Linked DNA regions of Mus musculus: regions 1, 2 and 3 are each linked to region 4. A link is a loop called in an ENCODE intact Hi-C map of the cell type or tissue named here. Cell type or tissue: heart. All regions are shown on one strand.

Region 1 (5,000 bases), 280 kb after region 4:
GGCCTGAATGTGGGTCTATCCTATTTAAATTCAGCAGGACACACAGACACACATACATACACAGAGAGAGGGGGGGAGAGAGAGAGAGAGAGAGAGAGAGAGAGAGAGTGGGGGCCTTGTGGGAAGAAGGGTTTAGTGGGAATAACTGGGGGGATAAGAAGGACTAAAAGTCACTACAGACATGAATGAAACTATCAAAGAAGAAATGATTGTAAAATGCTTCTCAGTTGGCGGCGGTTGAGAGTAATGATGGCCAGAGCCTCAGATGTGCAAACTTTCCACAAAGACATTGCCACCCTCTCGAGACCCAGCAATCTGCAATGCGTGCATGGTAGCCCTGGGCCCGCATGGACCCGTTTTCCTGCTGTTGGACAAGCTCTCCGGAGCCTCTGAGCACCAGGCAGAGGTGCTGTGGGAATTCAAATGGGTTGTGTGCACTTAGCCAGGAAGGATGCTGCCCCAGGCATATACTGAGTACACACATGGCCCAGACACGGCTCACATCAGGACATCCCTCCACTGGCCGCCACCAGCCCCACGTCACACTGGAGCGAACATACTTGTCTCCTGTGATGGTGATGGTGAAGCCGTCATATTCCTTCCCTTGATCTTTGAGGCTGGGGACTTTGGTGTTCACGGTGAACCCGTCCTTTGTTTTGGTATTAAACTGCTTTCGAGGGAAAATAAAAATCCATATTAGCTGCAGTTCTCACACTGTAACATGGTTCTGTCATGCAGCACCACACACACATTGGGCTGCATTCTCAGCTCCCCTGAGCTACATATCGCCCACATGCTACGGGCTGGACATGTCTACTTCTAATCCGTCCTGAACCTTAGACTTAGCTCTGGGCTTGTCTGAGGCATTCAAACTGAGAGACCATGTGCTCTCTCTTGGTAGGCAGTGGCTAACAACACTTCTCCTTTCTTTAGATGCAACACAGGCCCTAAGTGCCTCACATCCCACAAACCTACAGAGCAGCAGGGGCCCCAGCAGAAAGCTGCAGGTGCCCTACAGCCAAGATCTAGCTCAGTGCAGCAGCTGCTCTGGGGTTGGTTCTCCTCCCAGCGCAGCAGGCAGCAGCCTTGCCAGCCAGGAGCAGCAATGCCAGCTCCTGCAACCTGAAAAAGCATGTGTCCCTGAAAAAGCACTGTGCCCTGCAAGTGCTCCCCAGAGCCGCAGGCCCGAGGGGTGCTCAGTGGTTCCTCTCCAGGTGTGTTTTAGGTTCACAGACTCTAACCTCGCAGACCACAGGTTGTGAGGGGACCTCCTCAAAGCCGGCCAGGGTGTCTCCTAGGAACACAGCTTCAGATGCCAGCTCTGAGTTAAAACCTGCGATGCTCTGCCTTTATTCTAGAATAGTGCCCTCCGACTCTGGCTGGGATGGATGGAGCTGGAATAGGGCAGGCAGTGACAGACAAAGGACTCTGGGCTCTGGCGGGAGGGCTTCTCCTGCAGCAGGCCACAGGAGCGATGGCTGGAGGCCCACGGCAGGGTGCAGCTGGGCAGGACTGACTACCAGGGCTTTCAGCTGAATTGAGGGAGAAGCGCCTTTCTTCAGGGACTGGCTCTCAGAAAACAAGTGCAGGTGCTTTCCCGTATGCCCACTGAATCCTTGCCACAAACAGACCAGGTATGAATGCACAGTCCCAGGAAAAGGAACAAACCTGGCCATACTGCTGGGCCAGGAAGTGGCAGAGTGGAGGGCTGAGGGAGGGCCTCTGACTCTGGTCCATGCTCCTGGCTAACGATCTATCTGCTGGGGCCTGAGTGCTTTTCTAAGTCTCCAGTGGCACGCCATGTTTTTCAGAGGAAGAAGAAAGCTACAAGTTTCCCATATGCACATCCATAATCCGGCTGAAGCCAGTCTGAAGCTGGAAACGCTCCCATCCAAAGGACAAGCTCCTACAGACGACACAGCAGGGCAGTGCTGCCACCCTCTGGCTAGGTGTTGTGAATGCACCTTGGCACGCTGCTTTCCTTTCCACGATCTGTGTAAGCAGATTTCGTCTCCCACCTGAAGTCTTACTAGATTTTAGTGACTGAAATCCACAGAGGCTGACCCAGCGCAGTGCCGGTCTCCTGTCCGCAGTGTGTCCTGCCGCCTGTCATGGAGGAGCTGCCGGGATACTGAAGGTCAGCACCACACAAGTGATGTTAAAAGCCACCTGAGAGTCTTCTTCCAACAAATCTGCCATTACCGTGTCATGCAAGACTTATGGGTATTTTTGTCTCCTTCTGTGATCTTTCCTTTAGTTCTGACTTTCTATGTCAAAGCCGCACCTCAGTTCCATTCTCAGAGCGCATTTCAGATGGAAACGGACGTCACGACTTATGCTGTTGCTGCTGCAGTGCTGGGAATCAGACACGGGCCTACTAGGTACCAGGAGAGGGTACTCCCGTGACTCCCAGTGAGGCACCTCTGGGAGCAAATGGAGATGAAGGTGCTCAGAGCAACTTCCCACCATCAAGGCCACAGCTCTGTCTCAGCTCACAGTTAACTCTGAGCAACCCCTGCTACGGCACAGACTTCCACTGCAGATGTGGCCACACAACAAGGGCTCCCCCGCCCCTGCCTCAGGTACCTCCTCTTCTGCAGCTGCTGGCCTCCACACGCCTATCCTACGGGACAACAAACAACGCCCACAGGAATCTGGGGGAGACGGGGTTCTCCAACTCTCCTTTTAGGAATCCATCTAACTACAGCTGCGTGGCTTTTGGGCCGCTGGGGAGTACTGGACTGTGGCCACAGGTCCAGCGTGAGTATATTTATTTTCAAGTCCTTTGTTTCCTGAATTGACTGCGTCTCGAAAGTCGGTTCTGGTTGAGTCTGGTTCCAGCGCTGTACTTGATCTGGGTTACTGCTTACAGTGTGTTAATGTGGGGTCTCAGATGCTATACTTTGTAAGTTCTGAGACAGCGCAACAGTCACATATGTGCTTTGGTTTTCTTTTATACAATTCCTCCTGAGATATATTTTCAATTTAAGTGTATGTGTGTTTTGTCTGCATGTATGTCTGTGCACCCTACATGCCCGGTGCCTGCAGAGGTCAGAAGTCAGATGCCCTGGCACTGGACTTACAGACAGTTTTGAGACACCACAGGAGGTCACCACGTGAGTGTTGGGAATCGAGCCCGGGTCCTTGGGATGATAAAGGCAGGGCTCTTCAGTACCAAGTCACTGCTCCAGCCCCACCTGAGATGCTAATAGCAAACTTACCTTCATAATTGGAAGGAGGTCTTCCACTTTGTGTACCTTTTCCAGAGCTTCTCTGACTTCCAATAAGCCCTTTGGATTATTTGCTCTTGAAGAGAGGGGGAAGGGCAGAGGGAGGTTAATGCAGAATACGATACGCAGATCCATTCACGTCTTAAATAACTGCTCCTAAGGACAAGCAGCTCAATGCTGCAGGCCCATATATCCCAGGGCATCTCACTGACAGGGTCATCCACCCAAATCAATAATACATGTGAGAAAATCATGTTACTGACTTCTTATCCACCTGCTCCGCATCCCCTAAGCAGCGAGCATTGGCCTGGGGCTGACGCAATGCACTGGAGGCCCATGTGTGGGTCCCGTATAAATGTCATACCATCTAATGCAAAGGCCCTGAGCATGAAGAGGTCTTTGGAGAGGATAGACAGCATCCCACACTGGGCAACAGCAGGAGTCAATGCGAGCCAACAGGTGTGGGGCTGCAGAGGCATGCGCGGCGAATCAGGAAATGCAGCAGGCCAATGCGCAGGCGCGGGGGTCTTAGCTGACCCTTGATTCTCCTGTTCCAACTCTGCACTGGCAAGTGTGTGGTTTCACTTCTCAAGCTGCTCGGATCTAAGCACCCTGCTGGGGGGGCGCCACACGGTTCTCATGCTCAGCTGGTGACTCCACCTCAAAACTCAATGCCCCGCGGGATGGACGGAAGCTCTGTCGGCAATCGGGAGTGTCACTGTGATGAGTGTTGGCCGAAAGCACTGCCAAGGCCAACACTGTGAAGCCATTACTCTGGCGGAAGCAGGCTTTAATTAAACTTCCGGTCTAGTTCGTTTGGTCTGCCTGTGGTTCAGTTTTCTTTTTTCTTTTTTTATATTTTTTATTAGGTATTTTCCTCATTTACATGTGGTTCAGTTTTCAAATCTCACAGATAGACCACACATGAAACACATGGGACCAATGCATCACAGCAAAGAGGAGAACTGGAGGCTTACCCGTGATAAACAAGAATTCTATCTTTAATAAAATGAAGTATTTTCTCAAAATATTCCAGATATCTCATATTGATCACTTGACCCCTGTAAGGTAAAAGCGATAAAATTAACCATCATTTTACAAAGGCTTGTAAACATCAGTTAGTTCCAAAAACAAAGAGCGGGGACAAATATGGGGAAGTGTAAGAGAGGGGCTTGCTTTGTCACTGTGGGAGTAGCGACTCCCATCTCAGCAGAAAGCTTGGGCTCTTGGAATCTGTCCTGGCAGAAAGTGTCCAGAAAAGACGTAGCTCCTGACAGGCCACAGAGGAAGGAAAATCCTTAGCTTCAGGAGTTCAGACCTGATGGCGACTACCATGAGTGGCGCGCCTGGTTCTCTGGGTGCGCGCCTGCCTATTGAATGTGCCTGGCTCTCTGGGTGCACCTGCGTATTGGACATGCCTGGCACTTGTGTGTGCCTGCGTAAGGACACACCAGGCTCTGGACACGCCAAGCTCTCTGTACACGGCAGGCTCTCTGTGTGCATGCCTGCCTGTCTGAGGGTGCCTCTCGGGCCTTTTAGCAGTCCTCCTTCCCTCTACCCTCTGGAGACACTATACTCCTCACATGCCCATTCCGTTTTTTGTTTTGTTTGTTTGTTTTCTTCTTCCCCTCTCTTGAAGGTGTTCGCGTCTAGCAACAGCTGAGTCGAAGTCCGTCTACCCTAGGAAACACCACTCCCTGCTTCTGACAGCTCCCTCACATCAAGGTCATGATGCAAGGAGGACTTCTCTCCCTGACAGGGCACTTCAGT
Region 2 (5,000 bases), 180 kb after region 4:
ACTGTTTCCGTCAGAGCCGAATGAGGCCGCAGAGCAGACAGAAATTGGTTTCCTAACCCTTTCTCCACTCTAGCTCATTAGCATTCGCGCAGCCACAGATACAGCACAGGCTGCTGGTCCAAACTCCATGTGTGCCTTGGCACAGGTACTAGGAAAATCTACGGAAGGGTGCTTCTGCCCCAGTGTGAGTTTAGATAAACCATGGCCCTTCCTATGGAAAAATGTCATCACCCTCTTGCCAGCAGAGCTCCAAGCAATGGTCAAAGAGCTGTCCTGTGGGTCTGGCAGGCTGTCTCTTGCGAAAGCTGTGCTCTAGAAATAATATTTACTCAATGGTCAGTCCTTCTATGGAAAACATAGCAAAGAAATTTGGAAACACAAATAGTAGTGTCTTTCCACTAGCATCTCAGAAGTATTCACATATGGCTTTAATAAACAAAATACTCTCTAGGCTTCAGAAATATCTGTGAACAGAGGGTCTTTGACTTGTTTTGCTGCAGCCAAGAAAGAGAGGGGGCGAGGCAGAGTGGATACAGGGCATGGAGCAGGCTGCAACTTCAGTCCTAGGGAGAGAGAGCCAGGAGCCACCTCAAGTTCAAGGCCAGCCTGGGCCACAGAGTATAACTCTGTAAACAAGAAGAAGGAGGAGGAGGAGGAAGGGGAGGGGGAGGAGGAGGAAGGGGAGGGGGAGGAGGAGGGGGAGGAGGAGGAAGGGGAGGGGGAGGAGGAGGGGGAGGAAGAGGGGGAGGAGGAGGGGGAGGAGGAGGGGGAGGAGGAGGGGGAGGAGGAGGGGGAGGAGGAGAGGGCAAAGGCCATCACTGGAGGACTGCCAGGAAACTGTTTGCTGGGGCTCCTTAACTGCAATGGTTTATTTCTGAACTTCTGACCCCTAGTGTGCACATGCAGCCCCCCAACATCTCCCCCTCCAACATGTGTGCACTTCCTCATACACATGCACCTACACACACACATGTACCCCCCACATACATGTACCTACACACATGCCACCCCAACACACATATACCTCCACAATGCATGCATACACACACACACTTGCACACACACGCATCTCTAGGCACACATGCACCCCCCCACATGCACCTGCACACACACACACACATGCACCCCCCACATACATGTACCTACACACATGCCACCCCAACACATATATACCTCCACAATGCATGCATACACACACACACTTGCACATACACACACACATGCGCCCCACCCACACATGCACACACACACACCAAGTAAATTCTTAGGTTTTTGTTTTGTTTTGTTTTGTTTTGTTTTGTTTTAAAGAGCAAAGGTGACCTGAGGGACCCTCCCTCCCACTGTGCCCTTTGACACCTCTGCTTTCATCCAAAGTCACCCAAGCCAGAGCCTGGGGACCAGAGCGTCCTCTCACCCTCTGCCACCTCCAGGCAGCGACATTAACCCCTAGTGAATGCTGTCAGGTCAAGATAGGTACTAGATAAAATTTCTATTGAAGATGGGAGAGGAGCCCACTTCTCTTTTCATGAGGGGCTGACTGCGTGCAGTCTGTCATGATGGGACCTTTCTCCTGTAGGCATCCAAAAATCTCTTCAAGGACTAAGCAGGCTTAAACAGTTGTAGGAACCAGAAATGTTTGTTAGGGTCCTGGGCCATCTCTGGAGACACAGAGAGAGGGAGTTGGGGGCCACACTTCTGTGAGAGTCATCTCCCCCAAGGCACCAAGCCCTCCAGCAGGAGGGCCAGAAGCTTGCCCTGGCTCTGGATGAAGCCACCGAGCTACGGGCTCCTTCCTGTCTGAGATCTTAGCAGCCAAGCTCCTGCCTCTGGTTCCTTGGTGAGCAGAGACTTACTGCTGCTGTGGAAGTTTCCAGCTCGGGAGCAGGGCTTGATCTCAGGTCTAGTTCCAACAGTGCCCCCTGGTGGTCAGATGCTCTCATGACTCCTGAGTTCAGCCCTTTCTACCTCTACCGGAAATGAGTTTTTTCTTCTGTTCAAACTTCTGTCCAAGCCCTCCCAGAGAGCTGTTTTTCTGAGGCTGCCTTCCCAGTTAGTGCGCAACCCCATGCAGGCAACCCTCCTCCTCCCTGTAGTCACAACGCCTGTCTCCTGAGCCCTGGTCCAACACATTGAGCTCACGTCTGTCCCCCGAATGCAGAGGCTCAGTGCCTCACACAGTGGGATGTTTTCGGTCCCCACTATGTGGCGTGATCGCATATGGCTGGGCTCCTACAGAGAGTTCTGTGACCACCTCCTTGCCCCACTCCAATCTGGTCCTGGCACAGCCCCGTTTCAATGTGGTGTATTCTCATGGAAGGTCATCCCACTGACAACCCTTGGCTATGACGAGGCAGGTTTTCATACTCAGCAATACATTTTCGTCTTCCGGCACCCTGAAGGCTGTCTCATTGGCTGTAGCTCAGTAAGGCTCACCAAAATGTCATCCTCGGTGTGTGGAAACAGAAGGCTCCCGAGGGACTCTTTGTTCTGGAAAACCTGACCATGAAGTTCAAATGGGGGAGGAGTTACACAATATCTTTTTCTTCTTTCTCTCTTTTCTTTTTTACTTCATGCCTTCCTCCCTGGCCGCACTTTCTACAGAGTCTCTATCCCAGGGTATGCAGCTAAGGATGACTTTAAACTTCTGCTTCTGCTGCCTCCACCATCTGAGTGCTGACATCACAGACCTGCACCACCATGCCTGTTTCTGTGGTGTTGAGAATCAACCATAAAGTGTCCTGAGTGCTAGACAAATGCTCTGCCAATGGAACTATAGTCTCAGCTCTATTTGTTGCAAATTGGTTTGATGGGGCCCCTTGAGGACACTGTGAAGTTAGAGGTCACCTCCATCTCAACCAGCTACCCAGCTGGCATTTCCCAGTGGCTACCTTAGACCTGGAAACCCTGCCGCAGACTCTCTGACAGATGCTCAGGTACCATTGTCCTGGCTCCAGGAAGACAGGCTGCACCAGACAATGCCTAAGTCTATTTCTTTGCTCAAGCCACTGAGAGCCTGCAGGGTCCTGACCGGGAGTTTGATGTGGAGAAGGATGTTGTGAGGGCTGGAGGGGGACTTAAAGCTGTCCTTTGAGCTCACCTGACTCAGAGCCAAACCACCAGGACCTCATGGTTTTGTAGAGAAGGTGTGTATGTATGTGTCCAGTGCCATACCATATACCCTGTTGTTGTTGCATTATCTGCATGGGTGTTTTGTCTTCATATATATATATATATATATATATATGCTACACATATGTAATGCTTACAGAAGCTAGAAGAGAGCATTGGATTCCCTGGAACTGAAGTTACAGATGTTTGTGAGCTGCCAGCTGGGTGCTGAGAATTGAAATAGGGTCCCCTGGAAGAACACTCAGTCCTCTTAACTGCTGAGCCATCTCTCCAGTTCTCATACAGTGTTCTTTTTGTTTTTTGCTTGGGGGGGGGGTATTTATTTATTTATTTATTTTGGAGATAAGGTTTATCTGTGTAATAGCCTTGGCTTTCCTGGAACTCATTTTGTAGACCAGGCTGGTCTGGAACTCCCAGAGATCTGCCTCCTTCTGCCAAAGTGTTGGGATTAAAGCCATGTGTCACCACAGCCTGGCTACCTCGTTTGTTTGAGGCAGCGTCTCTCATTGGCCTAGAGCCAGCTCAAAGAGATCTGCCTTTCTCTACCTCCGCAGCGCTGGGACTATAAATGGACACCACGATGTCCAGCTTTGTATGCAGATCCTGGAAGCTCAAACCCAGGTCCTCATGGGAATACAATAACCGCTTTCCCACTGGAGCCTATCTCCCAGTCTGTAGGGAAGGCTTGGTGGGGATGTAACCTCATCTTTGTGTCCACACAGTTACTTCGGCAACTGTGACAGTCAAGCAAGCGAGCGAGTGGCTGGAACATAGACGGTGTGGCCCACGGATGTAAAGGCTTGTCACGGGAGGGAGCGCTGAGCCCTAATGTAAGTTAGCATGGGGTTGGGCTTAAAGATCCCAGGGAGCTCTGCCTGCAATGTCACATTGCGACACACCCAGCTCCCTCCAAGTACAAAGCTCTGCTGGCTCTAGACCTCACAACTATCTCCTGAACCAATTTGGTTGCTTGCTATCCTTCCCTTCGAAGCGACCCTACCTGTCCTTCAGGGACTCCACTGTGCATCAACAGAGGTACCTCCCCCCTCTGATCAGACTCAGCTATGCTCTAAAGTTGACTCCGGTTCCTTGGAACCCTGAGTGGGCAATGGTCTCACTCAGTATTTGCCATCCGGGAGGGCCCTATCTCATTTCACAGGGAGGTGCCCAGGCAGCGGGTGGAGGCCAGGGCTGGGACCTCTTTGCTGGCTACTCTCATCTTGCCTCTCACATCTTTTTCCTCTAAGCTGCGGGGAAGCTGTCATGCCTTACCTGCATCGGTCCCTGAGGCCACAGCCACAGCCAGTCCCCGGGGATGCCAGGACTATCCACTCCTCAGGTCAGAGCTTTGAGCAGCTGAGGCAGGGCTGCCTGCAGTCTGGCACCTTGTTTGAGGATGCTGACTTCCCTGCCAGCAATGTCTCCCTGTTCTACAGCGAGAGGCCCCAGGTCCCCTTTGTGTGGAAACGGCCAGGGGTGAGTAGGGTGTGGAGGAGAAAGAGAAACAGGGGTAGGGGGCGGATAGAGATAGGGATGGGGGGAGAGAGAGGGAATGCTGGATCTGAAGGGGTGGAAGGGAAGAGCCAATCACATGTAAGCACATTTATTTTTTAATAGGAGGCTTTCTGGTAATATGCTGGCTAAACACACATACATGGTCCCCAGTGTATCTGGCCACACCCTTCTGGCCTTTCGGAAGCTCTGAGTTCCGTTCAGTTTAGAGACATAGGGAGAGAAAGTCTCTCAGCTACGACTTGTGAGCAGGATTAGAGCTCTAACCCAAGCCACTTGCCCCATCAGAGCACAAAGGCAAACTAGCCAGGGTGGGAGGTGATGGGGTAACGAGATGCGTGTGATGTACCGGGAGGCCA
Region 3 (5,000 bases), 120 kb after region 4:
TTGACCAATAACCTGTTGGTACCTCATGGTTCCAAGTCTCAACTTCAACTGCCACTGATGCTACACCTTCAATAATGGCCTCTCCTGGCCTCTCACAATGCTAAGCCTCAGCTGCTCTCCATGACCCCTTCATGTCTTTAAAACCAGTACCACCTGAGTGACTCCTATACATTACCAAATCCAACTGCCAGCATGAGGTACGGTACGACCTTGGCCACCTCTAGAACACAGCTTCTCTGTGCTCTCAGAAAATGCTTCCCAAAAACTTTCACCTCAGGGATACTGGTCTCTTCTTAATCATCACTGATTTCTTAACTCCAGATAACCAGCATCAATAGTCCCAGTCAGAAAGGTTTCACTTCGGTAGTTCTGGTATCTTATTAATCATAGCTGATTCTTCAGCCCTAGCTAACCAGAACCATAGACTTAAATCAAAGTCGCCAACAGCCCTGATAGTCTTTAAACTTCCTTCTGAAACTTCACCAGCCAGACCCCTCCATCTTCTGCCTGCTTTCACCATTCTTATCTTCCAAGCGTCTACAGAACATTCCACTGAGCTCTTAATATTCAATGATTCTTCTAGCACAAAGTTCCAAAGTCCTCCCACAATCCTCCCCAAAACATCACTGAAGTCAGGTCTGTCACAGCAATACCCCATTCCCGGTACCAATTTGTCTCAGTTAGGGTACCAGGCTAACTATGGCTGCAACAAAACACCATGTCTTAGTTAGGGTTTCTATGGCTTCAACAAAACACAATGATCAAAAAGCAAGTTGAGGAGGAAAAGGTTTATCTGGCTTACACTTTCAGATCACAGTTCATCATTGGAGGAAGTCAGGACAGCAACTCAAGCAGGGCAGGAACCTAGAACAGGAGCTGATACAGAAACCATGGAGGGTGCTGCTTGTTAGCTTGCTTCCCATGGCTTGCTCAGCCTGATTTCTTAATGAACCCAGGACCACCAGCTCAGGGATGGCCCCACCCACAGTGGGCTGGGTCCTCCCTCACAGAGCACTAATTGAGAAAATGCCTTACAGCTGGATCTCATGGAGGCATTTCCTCAGCTGAGACTCTCTTCTCTCTGATGACTCTAGCTTGTGTCAATTTGACACGCAAAGCCAGCCAGTACACCACTGAATCTTTGCAGCAATTCCAGGGTTAGCACACTAGGCTGAACACAGTCAGGTTCTTTGATAAAGGATGGAGGAAAATATCAGAAGGGAACAGCAAGTTCTAGCCCCAAGCTTCTAGGAATCAGGCAGGTTTCCCAGGAGTCTTTGTTTCTCTCTTGGCGAGCACCTCGGGTCCCTCCCTTGGTACCTCCAATTTGCCACTCTGAAATTATAGCGAGAGGCTGAATGCCACATCTCTCAGACTAATAATAACAGCAGAGAACTGTTCGCTTTGTTAGGTTCGAGGATAATACTTTGAGTTGGCAAGAAGGGCTTTGTTTGATCTTTTACAGGAGGAATCGCTAAATAAGGTGTTGGTGAAGTGTTCTAACAATATCTTCCCATGACAGCTATGATGGTGGTGGTAGCCTGGGTAAAGAGGACCTGGAGACAGGCTGGGGGTTACTAGAGCATGGTCAGCGTATGGCGAGTTCACGTTGCCTAAACTTGTGAGGGTGAAAGATTTGGTAATAAGAATAAAATATTAACAAGAAAGCAAGACTTCTTTGCTACACACAAACCAACATGTTAGGGACATCGGCTGCAGTCCAGCCTATCCAGCACATGCTCAGGCGATAGGGTCTCTGAATTTTACCCCAACATTCAGTTAGAGGGATGGTGTCCTGTTTGGTCTAAACTGAAATACAAAGGGATCACTTTCCTCTGACCATCTTTAAGGGCAGTGACGTTTTCTCTCCTCACCAGGAGAAAAGAACAAGGCTGTCCTGGTTCTTGACTTTTCTCCCAGGCCAGCTGCCTCGGTGCATGCGTGAGGCTGCAGTACCACGCTCGACTCCCGGAGGCAGTAGCGCCAGGCTGGGAGCTTCCGGCTCGAGGGCGCCGCTCTTATCACCAACAGTGCGCAGCCGCCCGCGACGCTCGTCTATTGGCTGTCGCTCGCTGCTGCCATACTGGCGGAAGCGGAAGTGGAGCTGGGACGCTGGGGGTGGGCTGGGCTGCCGCGTCCCCTGCGGTCTTGGCCTTGAGGGGCGGCGGCCGGCGTGATGGAGAAACGCAGGATGAACCTGCCTACGGGGCCGGACACGCTGTGCTTCGATAAGGACGAGTTCATGAAGGTGAGGGCACCCGGCAGATCGCCGCTGAGTTGGCCGGACGCTGAGGCCCGGTGGTTCCCAGAGGCTCCGGCGGGTGTCAGGGACGTGGGATGGAAGGTGGCAGGGGTGTCCAGGCTGAAAACGCTCTGACATTAAGAAGTGGGAACCTGACAGCCTCGCCACGCTGCAACCCAGCGGCCCTGCTTACAAATCTAAACCGAAAACACTTGGCTGATAACATTTCACCGAGCAGGCACAGCCTCCGAACGGCGCAGGCTTTGAGCCTGTTAGTTGTACCTCTCCGCTGTTGTCACTTAAAACAACCCCAAACATATTTACACCCGCTTTCTTTCTCGAGACAGGGAGGGTTTTGAGTTGTAGCCCGGACGGGTCTCGATCCTCCTGTCTTAAGGGCAGAAATGGCAACTGTGAGCTAAAAGTTTGTGCCATTTAATAGTTGCGATTTGAGGGACCATTTCAAAGCTGGTTCCGAGGTTAGGAATTTCTTTCTGTCTCTTTGGCACATAAAATACTAAGCAAACGAGTCCAAGTCTTACTGTATAGAGTGTGTGTGTATGTGTGTGTGTGTTGTGTTTGCATGTGTGCACCCTGCTCCCCTTTCACAATCGAATTTTTCCCTCTGACTTAATTGGCCTATCTCTGTTCTGGTATTTGCATTTAGTTGACATGGCCAAAGAAAGCGCTGAGGTTTTGGTGTTTGGATTTTAATTTATATGTGACTTCTGTACTGTGCCCACGTAGGTTTCCATGTGTGAAAGGCTTTTTTGTGTGTATGTGTCTGCCTTCCTGAGTTTATGTGCACAGTGTGTGCAGAAGCCCTCAGAGGCCAGAAGACTGTGGGGTTCCCTAGAACTGGAGTTACAGGTGCTTGTGAGCTGCCCTGTGGGTGCTGGGAGCCAAACCCTGGTCCTCTGTTAAAGTAGTAAGCACTCTTAACTGCTGAGCCATCTCCAATAAATGAGGTTCAAATGGGATGCTTGAAATAATGATTCAGAAAGCCCCTGTTACATCCTGTGACTTATGGATACCTTGGAAAGAGGGTTAAAAAAAAAGAGCCAAAGGTACATGACAGGGACAAGAGTCTGGAGGAAGAAAGCTTGCCCGGGGATCGTGGCCTGTTTTTACTTTAGGTGAGAAAACTTACTGTGTTCACTGTTCACCATTTAACTCAGGCCTCCTGCAGGCCTTGTGCCAGCAGCTGTTCTGGGCCATTGCCTCAGGGTTGGGCATTGCCTGTGTCTCCCTCACTCACACTGAGGTGATACCTCTGTTGGATGCGATGCCTGTGAGGAGATGGCACACAATGTGAGTAGTTAGTGAGACAACATCAGCAAACCTGGGACGGAATGGCCGGACTGCTCCACGCTCTTTGATGCAGTCAGCTCTCTGAGTGTGCCACGCAGTTTGTAGTTCTGCTGATGTGGCCATTTCCATTGAAGAGGAAACAACATGGAACAGCCATTGTGTGTGATGTTGGTTTTTCTAGGTGGAGCCAGAAATTAAGGCCCTTTATTATTTGTGCTTCCTTCAAAGAAGTGTTTTATGAGTTAGTTTCGTGGCAGAAAGGACAGGAGGAGTGCCTGTTATCCAAATTTTATGTGTACATTTGTATTTTATTCAACATATTTTTCAGTGGCATAGTTTTGTTTTTTTTGTTTTATTTTGTTTTGTTTTAACAAGGATGGGATATCAGATACACATTAGGAGAGTTGAGGCTCCGTCGATTGCAGTCATCTGATTAGAAATGTGCTGTCTTGCCAAGATGTTGACAGCCTGCTGAGCAGTGGTAGCAGATGTTTGCTCATTCATGGCCCACCCTACTGTGTGCCAACTACTACTGTGTGCCAACTACAAGTCTAGATTTGAAGAGACAAGGGCAGAAAGGTGTGGCTTGGCTGTTGAACATGAGAAAACACATGCGGGTTCAGAAACTGTGCTTGGTCTGTGGTGGTTAGAGTATGGAGGAATGTCAGAATCCAGACCGGAAATGCAGGTGGGACGGGATGAGAACTGATGTGCCCCGAGTGTCATAGGAGGGAATCTGTGTTCTACCCAGTGTTCATCCTGAAGCTGGGGTCACCTTTGACCGGGAGCTTACAGGGCTATATCATTGTACTAGAAGGAGCTGGTGAAGGAGATTGCTGTCCAGCCAATGAAGTAGGATAGAAGGTGTTGGCAGTAGAAGGTGGTATTGCTGACAGAGGTCAGACGGAGTGCTTGGGCACACCGACATCACATCCTTCCCGTCTGCAGCCAGCATGTGACGTCATTCCTGTTCAGGAAACACAGAACATCCTCACCTTGCTGATGACAGCCTCAGTGCTGCATCTGTGCATTCCCTCCTTGTGGCTGCTGTGGCCTGACCCTCTCCTGTGCCATCAGCTGCCCTGAGACTCTGAGCCTCTACATTCGCAGGCTCACAAGCTTGATGGTCGTCTCTTTCCACGGCACACATGCCCAAGTTCTACTCTGTTCTCTCTGCTATGTCTTCCCATTGGCTTTTCACTTTCCCGCTGGCTTTCCACCTTCCCGCTGGCTTTCTGCCTTGCCTGGCTCTAGTCCTTTCCTCCCTTCTCTCTGTGTTAATCCTTCTCGCTCACAGTTTCTGGCTGGAGAGTTGTTACTGCTGTCTCGATGTGTTCTGTTCTCAGTCCTAGGACCAAATACCTGACAGAAAGCAACTCAAAGAAATGTTTGTTTCAGCTTGCCAGTTGCAGTCAGACCATCATGGCAGAAAGGAACGGTGTGGAAA
Region 4 (5,000 bases):
CTTCGTCTGCTGGCCTTCTCACCAGCTTCCGTATACCATTTCTTTCTTCTTCCTTCACTCTTCCTCCAAAACTAGAGAGGCTGTGAGTACAGCTCCTGGAGGCACAGCCCAGTTGACCCTCATGCCTGCTTTGGCCAACCTGCCTTGAAGGATGGAGTGAGGACCACCTGGCATATAGGAAATGCAGGCCACACCTACTGAGGCTAAGCTGATTCCATGATAGACTTCAAATTGGCAGTTAAGGAGACTAAGTCGATTACTAATAGAAAACAAAGCCTGGGTTCACCCCCACCCACCAGGACTGTGGAGGAAGAGAGCATCCCATTGGTGGACTGTGGAGGAAGAGTGCTGTCCATTGGTGGACTATGGAGGAAGAGTGCTGTCCATTGGTGGGTTGTGGAAGAGAGCCGCCCATTGGTGGACTGTGGAGGAAGAGAGCTGCCCATTCCTCAACAACAGATTCCAGCTCCCATGCCTTTAGAATGCCTAGAGATAGAGTAAGATGAAGCCCATCTATCCCAGAATTCCAATGTGCTTTAAATCAAGCCTCTGAGCCTACTTGCTTGTCTATCTTGGTAATGGGAGACCCCGGCATGCTGGACTTCTGCAGAATAAACACTCTTTGTGTTCACATACTGCCCGGGGTGTCATTCTTTGGTGAATCGTGGACCCTTACACTGTTGTCATGTCTTCCAGAGTCAGCCAAAACAGAGTGTGGTCAGAGTACCCTGAGTGACCACACTGAGACCGCCATCCCTGTCTTCCTTTGAAGGTGTATTTCCAAGACAAGTCAGGAGAGAGAAAATATCTTGCTCAGGAGAGCATCCCAGGTTGGAAGGAGGCTCCTTCAACCTCAAATCTGACTAACAGTCCTTGGAGCAGGGTTACCTTCCAAGCTCGCCCGCCTTGCCTGCTAGATTCTGCTGTCTTCTCAGGCTGTAAGGACCCTGCATGCTGAGGTCAAAAGTGAATATAGAATATAGAGCCACCCAGCAGTATCGTCTACCCCTAAGTACCCTAAGAGCCTGGCCTGTATTCTTCCAACCCTCCAGAGCTGCCCCTTGGCTGCCCCGCCCACCACCTGATGGGCTGCTCCCACCACTACTGCTCTGAGTTCTCATTCTGACTCCAAGGTTGCAGAGCCCAGGCATCGAGCCAAAGCCTGAGGGCTGGAAGGAGAACTGAGACATTGCTCAGATGGCAGACGGGGAGATCAGGCTGGAGACAGCGAGGAATGAGCTTGAGTCCCTGTGCAGAATAAAAGCTGAAAATGTGCCCTTTCTGGCTCTCGGAACCTGTGTCTCCAGTCACTGTGGCTGCCCCTGCTGTGGGGAAGGGGAGACTCCTCACCCACAGGGCACAGGAGAGAGGCTGGACAGTCTGTAAAGCAGGTGTTAGCATAGTGAAGACACAAACTAAGCTCTCAAAGAAAGACAGTTATAAACACGGCCAGAGCACAGGCAAAGGCCAGCCAAGGCACAGCTTCTTATCTGTGCGCAGAGCCTGGCAGTGCCCCTAGGATGGGAAAGCTCTCCAACTCCTGAAGCCCCCGACGCCAAGGACAAGCATCCACAGTCTCTCCTGACTTCAAGTCCACACAGTCCCTGGAGGTCCCCATCCCTGACTCCAGTTTCCCTAAGTCTCCCCCCCCATTCTAGGTAAACATAGCACCTGGAGGACACCCCCAATTCCAGAAACTCGCAGCCCTCAGAAGCTGAGACTACAGAGACATGGTGCAGATTTCTAGCTCCCCTTAGGCTGGTTCCCAATTCCAATACTGTATGTGCAGCTGAATTTGAAGACCACAGAAGCAGAGAAGAAACAGCAACGGGGTGAAGGACTGAGTCCCACAGTGCCAGGCATGTACACACACACACACACACACACACACACACATACCTACCTCACAGAGAGGATGCAACAGAGACATCACCACTCCGCAGGATGGCCCGGAATGTATAGCCAGGGGCTTTGCCAAGACTGCGCTGCCTGGAGTGGATCCCTTTGCCCACAGAGGCCGATGGAGCACCAGGCTGGCCACAGTGGCTCAAGATTGTCTTGTGGGAAAAGGGCCCAGCTCTGTATCCAGGCATGCCTGACTTCCACATACGTTCTCTAGACAGGGCACAGAAACCACAAAGCCTTCATTTCCCCATCTTCAGAATAAGAGTTTTCAACACATAGAGCAATCCCGAGAATAAAACAAAATATTGTGCAGGAAGCAGGGCGCCGCATGAGGTTCACACTGGGTATGGAATAACCGCCGTTCATAGCCACTGCTATGCAAGTCATCTGCCAAGATGCTGTCATTACTGTCATGTGCCTCAACAGAGATGCAGCCACTCCACCTAAGACTCCCTCTATGGAAAAGCTAGGTATTCAACTCTGCCCGACTTTGCATCTATGGAGGGATGCAGATTTTACAAACCAATCACGAAGACCACCTCAGGTCTCTTGGCTAACCCCCTAAGATCAAGCTCAAGGCTCTGTGGGACGGGGTTAACAGATACCAAGCACACTTTCTGAAATCAGCAGGTGCAGGAGGTATTTGGAGGATGCTCCTTGTGGGCCTCCGGGCTCTGACTGCTCCACCTCCTGTTCCCCATCCATTCAATGACTTCACCCAATACTAAGGAGCAACTATATGCAGTTTGACGAGATGGCCGGCAGGGGGTGCCGCCACAGAAGCTCTGCTGCTGAGCGCCTAGATAAAACCTTTCTCTGACCCCCTCCAAGTCAAGTTCTCCAGCACTTGAGTCACGTGGTTGGCTTATGTCCCACCCACACAACCCCAAAAAGGGGGGGGGGGGTCAGGAAGAGCGGCAAGCATGGTGTACAGGCTGCTGCCCTCTCCAGCTCAGTGAGTGACTCACCTGCACCTTGTCTGCTACATACCAACCTACAGGGCCAGAAATATTCTTGTCCTCACAGCCCAACGCAACACTCCCTGCACCTACCAGCGCTGGGCACCTTCTACAAGTGGGCGCAGCCTGAGGTATCCCAAAGAGAAACAAGTGTCCTCTCGACACCTTTGGCTGTGCACAGGGACAACACACTCCTCCCCTCCCTCCTCTTCTTCTCTTCCCTTTGCTGAGCCAGGACTTCATTATATAACCAGGCTGCCCTCAAACACGCGATCCTCCCGTGTGCTGGAATGACAGACATACAGATGTCATCATCCTCCCCTACGCGAGTCAAGCCAATGGGAAGAGCAGCTGGCCCAACATCCCACACACGCAAAATGGTATCACATGCCCGCAGGGCTGTGGCAACACCAAAGGGAACTTCTGTTCCACACAGCCAGCCTAAAGACCAGAAACTCATCAGCCATAGCCTATACTTATTTCTGAGGCCCATTCAAAGTCCAGCGCCGTCCTGAGCGGACTCTGACATGCCCAATTAAGAGAAGAACCTCATTCCCAGCCCGCCTCCTTTTGGCTGCCTGCCAACCCATGGCCTCCCAACCCATGGCTTCCTTGGTTTTCCCTCCACTGTCTGTGTTCTAGCTGCGTCTACAGGCCTCATCTGCCTCCCCTGAACTCCTGGTTCATTCAGTGAGTCTCCAGCACTGTATAAGAAACTCTATAGCTGCTGGAACTTCAGTCCCTCCCTTTCCTCCACATGATTATCAGCTTCTTTTGTTTGTTTTTAAAGACTGATTTATTTAATGATTATGGTGTTCTGCTTGCATACATACATACATGTGCACCACATGTGTGCCTGGTCCCTGCGGAGGCCAGAGAGGGTGTCTGATCCTTTAGAACCAGCTCGTCTGTGAGCTGCATTGGGCACTAGGAACTGAACGGAGGTCCTCTGAAAGAGAAGTACTCTTAACCGCCAAGCCATTTCTCTGGCCCCATGATTGTCTGTGTTTTGAGATGGGGGTCTCAGGTACCCCAGGTTGGCCCCAAACTCATTTTGTATTTGAGAAACTGAATTTCTGATCCTCCTGCCTCCACCTCTAAATGCCAGGACTACAGGTGTTCGCCAGCACACCAGGCTTATGTGCTGCTGGGGTCAAGTGCAGGGCTCTCTGCATGCTAGAAAAGCCCCCTACCAACCGAACCAAGTCCCCAACTCCAGGTCTCTTTGTTTTTGTTTTTTAAAGACAAGGTCTTATGCTATCCAGGCTGGCTTCAAACATAGCCAAGGATGACCTTGAATTTCTGGTCCTCTTTTGTCTCCAGTCTCCAAGTGTTGAGCCCAAGGCCTTGGGCTAACTGAACCACATGCCCAGGCCCCAGAATTAGTTTTTAAAACAACCCTTTTCAGCCACTCTCCCGCTTCACGTGTCCTGCAGGCACCTACGGTCTTCTGCTTCAAGGGGGAGCCTTTGCTTTCTGAGTCTCAAGTGATAGAGAGTCCCACCCCTTTACAGCCCATCCAAGCCCACGTCATCACATGGGACTGGCCACACCAAGGCACTTGCTCACCAGCACGCGGGGTGACTTAACTCTCATCTGCTAACCTCCTGCTGCCTCCCACCACCAGCCCACCCAACCCTCCCACCCACTCCAAACACCTGCCTGCTCCTCTCTATTCAGGGTCAGCTGCTCCTCATGTGACAAACAGCACCTGCAGCCAGATGCCATGTGTCCTCTACAGTGTCAGGTGCCACCTTGTTGGCTTATTTAGTCCCCAGCTCCCCAAGAGACCTTATTGTTCCCACTTCACAGATGAAGCTCGGGACCTCAAAGCTTCCCCAGCGATCTGATCCCGCCTGACAATATTTTAAGATTGATTTACTTAACACACTGTGAGCGTTTTGCCTGCACTTCTGCATGTGCACTTTGTGTGTGTCTGGGGTCCTAGCAGGCCACAAGACAGAGATATCCTAGAACTGGAGTCACAGAAGGTTGGGAGCTGTCGTGTGGATGCTGGGATCTTAACTGCTGAGCCATGTCTCCCTACCCCTGCCCACCAACTCTTCTTCATCGCCACATCAGAGGGACTTACTGTTAAATTACCCAGTGTCTACTTATCGGATGTACATGGCAGCT

What was found. Hi-C counts contacts between places; a loop is a spot of excess contacts. Peaks named below come from ENCODE experiments on the same cell type or tissue, not always from the same donor. Only the 100,000 strongest peaks of a DNase experiment are listed, where the experiment ranks them.
Region 1: a loop joins it to region 4, with 2.0 times the contacts of the local background. A loop is called at or near these places in 6 of 42 quality-filtered maps.
Region 2: a loop joins it to region 4, with 6 times the contacts of the local background. A loop is called at or near these places in 20 of 42 quality-filtered maps.
Region 3: a loop joins it to region 4, with 2.6 times the contacts of the local background. A loop is called at or near these places in 9 of 42 quality-filtered maps.

Annotation. Positions count from the first base shown.
Region 1 is chr8:124,675,781-124,680,780 of GRCm38, forward strand. Ttc13 (tetratricopeptide repeat domain 13) reads right to left here. Exons shown (of 23, transcript NM_001373939.1): 16 at 4,208-4,291; 17 at 3,222-3,306; 18 at 561-670. Among named protein-coding and RNA genes, the nearest start is that of Gm46058, 10 kb to the right of the region's middle. In heart, a CTCF peak has its summit at 1,949 (motif pointing left); a DNase peak (open chromatin) is centred at 1,941; H3K27ac peaks cover 682 bases.
Region 2 is chr8:124,571,753-124,576,752 of GRCm38, forward strand. It overlaps Capn9 (calpain 9), which reads left to right and starts at 4,359. Exons shown (of 20, transcript NM_023709.4): 1 at 4,359-4,605. The coding sequence starts at 4,393. In heart, a CTCF peak has its summit at 1,927 (motif pointing left); DNase peaks (open chromatin) are centred at 149 and 1,979; H3K27ac peaks cover 1,501 bases.
Region 3 is chr8:124,518,704-124,523,703 of GRCm38, forward strand. It overlaps Cog2 (component of oligomeric golgi complex 2), which reads left to right and starts at 2,064. Exons shown (of 18, transcript NM_029746.3): 1 at 2,064-2,248. The coding sequence starts at 2,177. In heart, no CTCF peak of the experiment used is centred here; a DNase peak (open chromatin) is centred at 2,048; H3K4me3 peaks cover 1,820 bases; H3K27ac peaks cover 1,178 bases.
Region 4 is chr8:124,396,361-124,401,360 of GRCm38, forward strand. The region is part of intron 1 of Pgbd5 (piggyBac transposable element derived 5); the gene reads right to left. Among named protein-coding and RNA genes, the nearest start is that of Pgbd5, 35 kb to the right of the region's middle. In heart, a CTCF peak has its summit at 2,669 (motif pointing right); no DNase peak of the experiment used is centred here.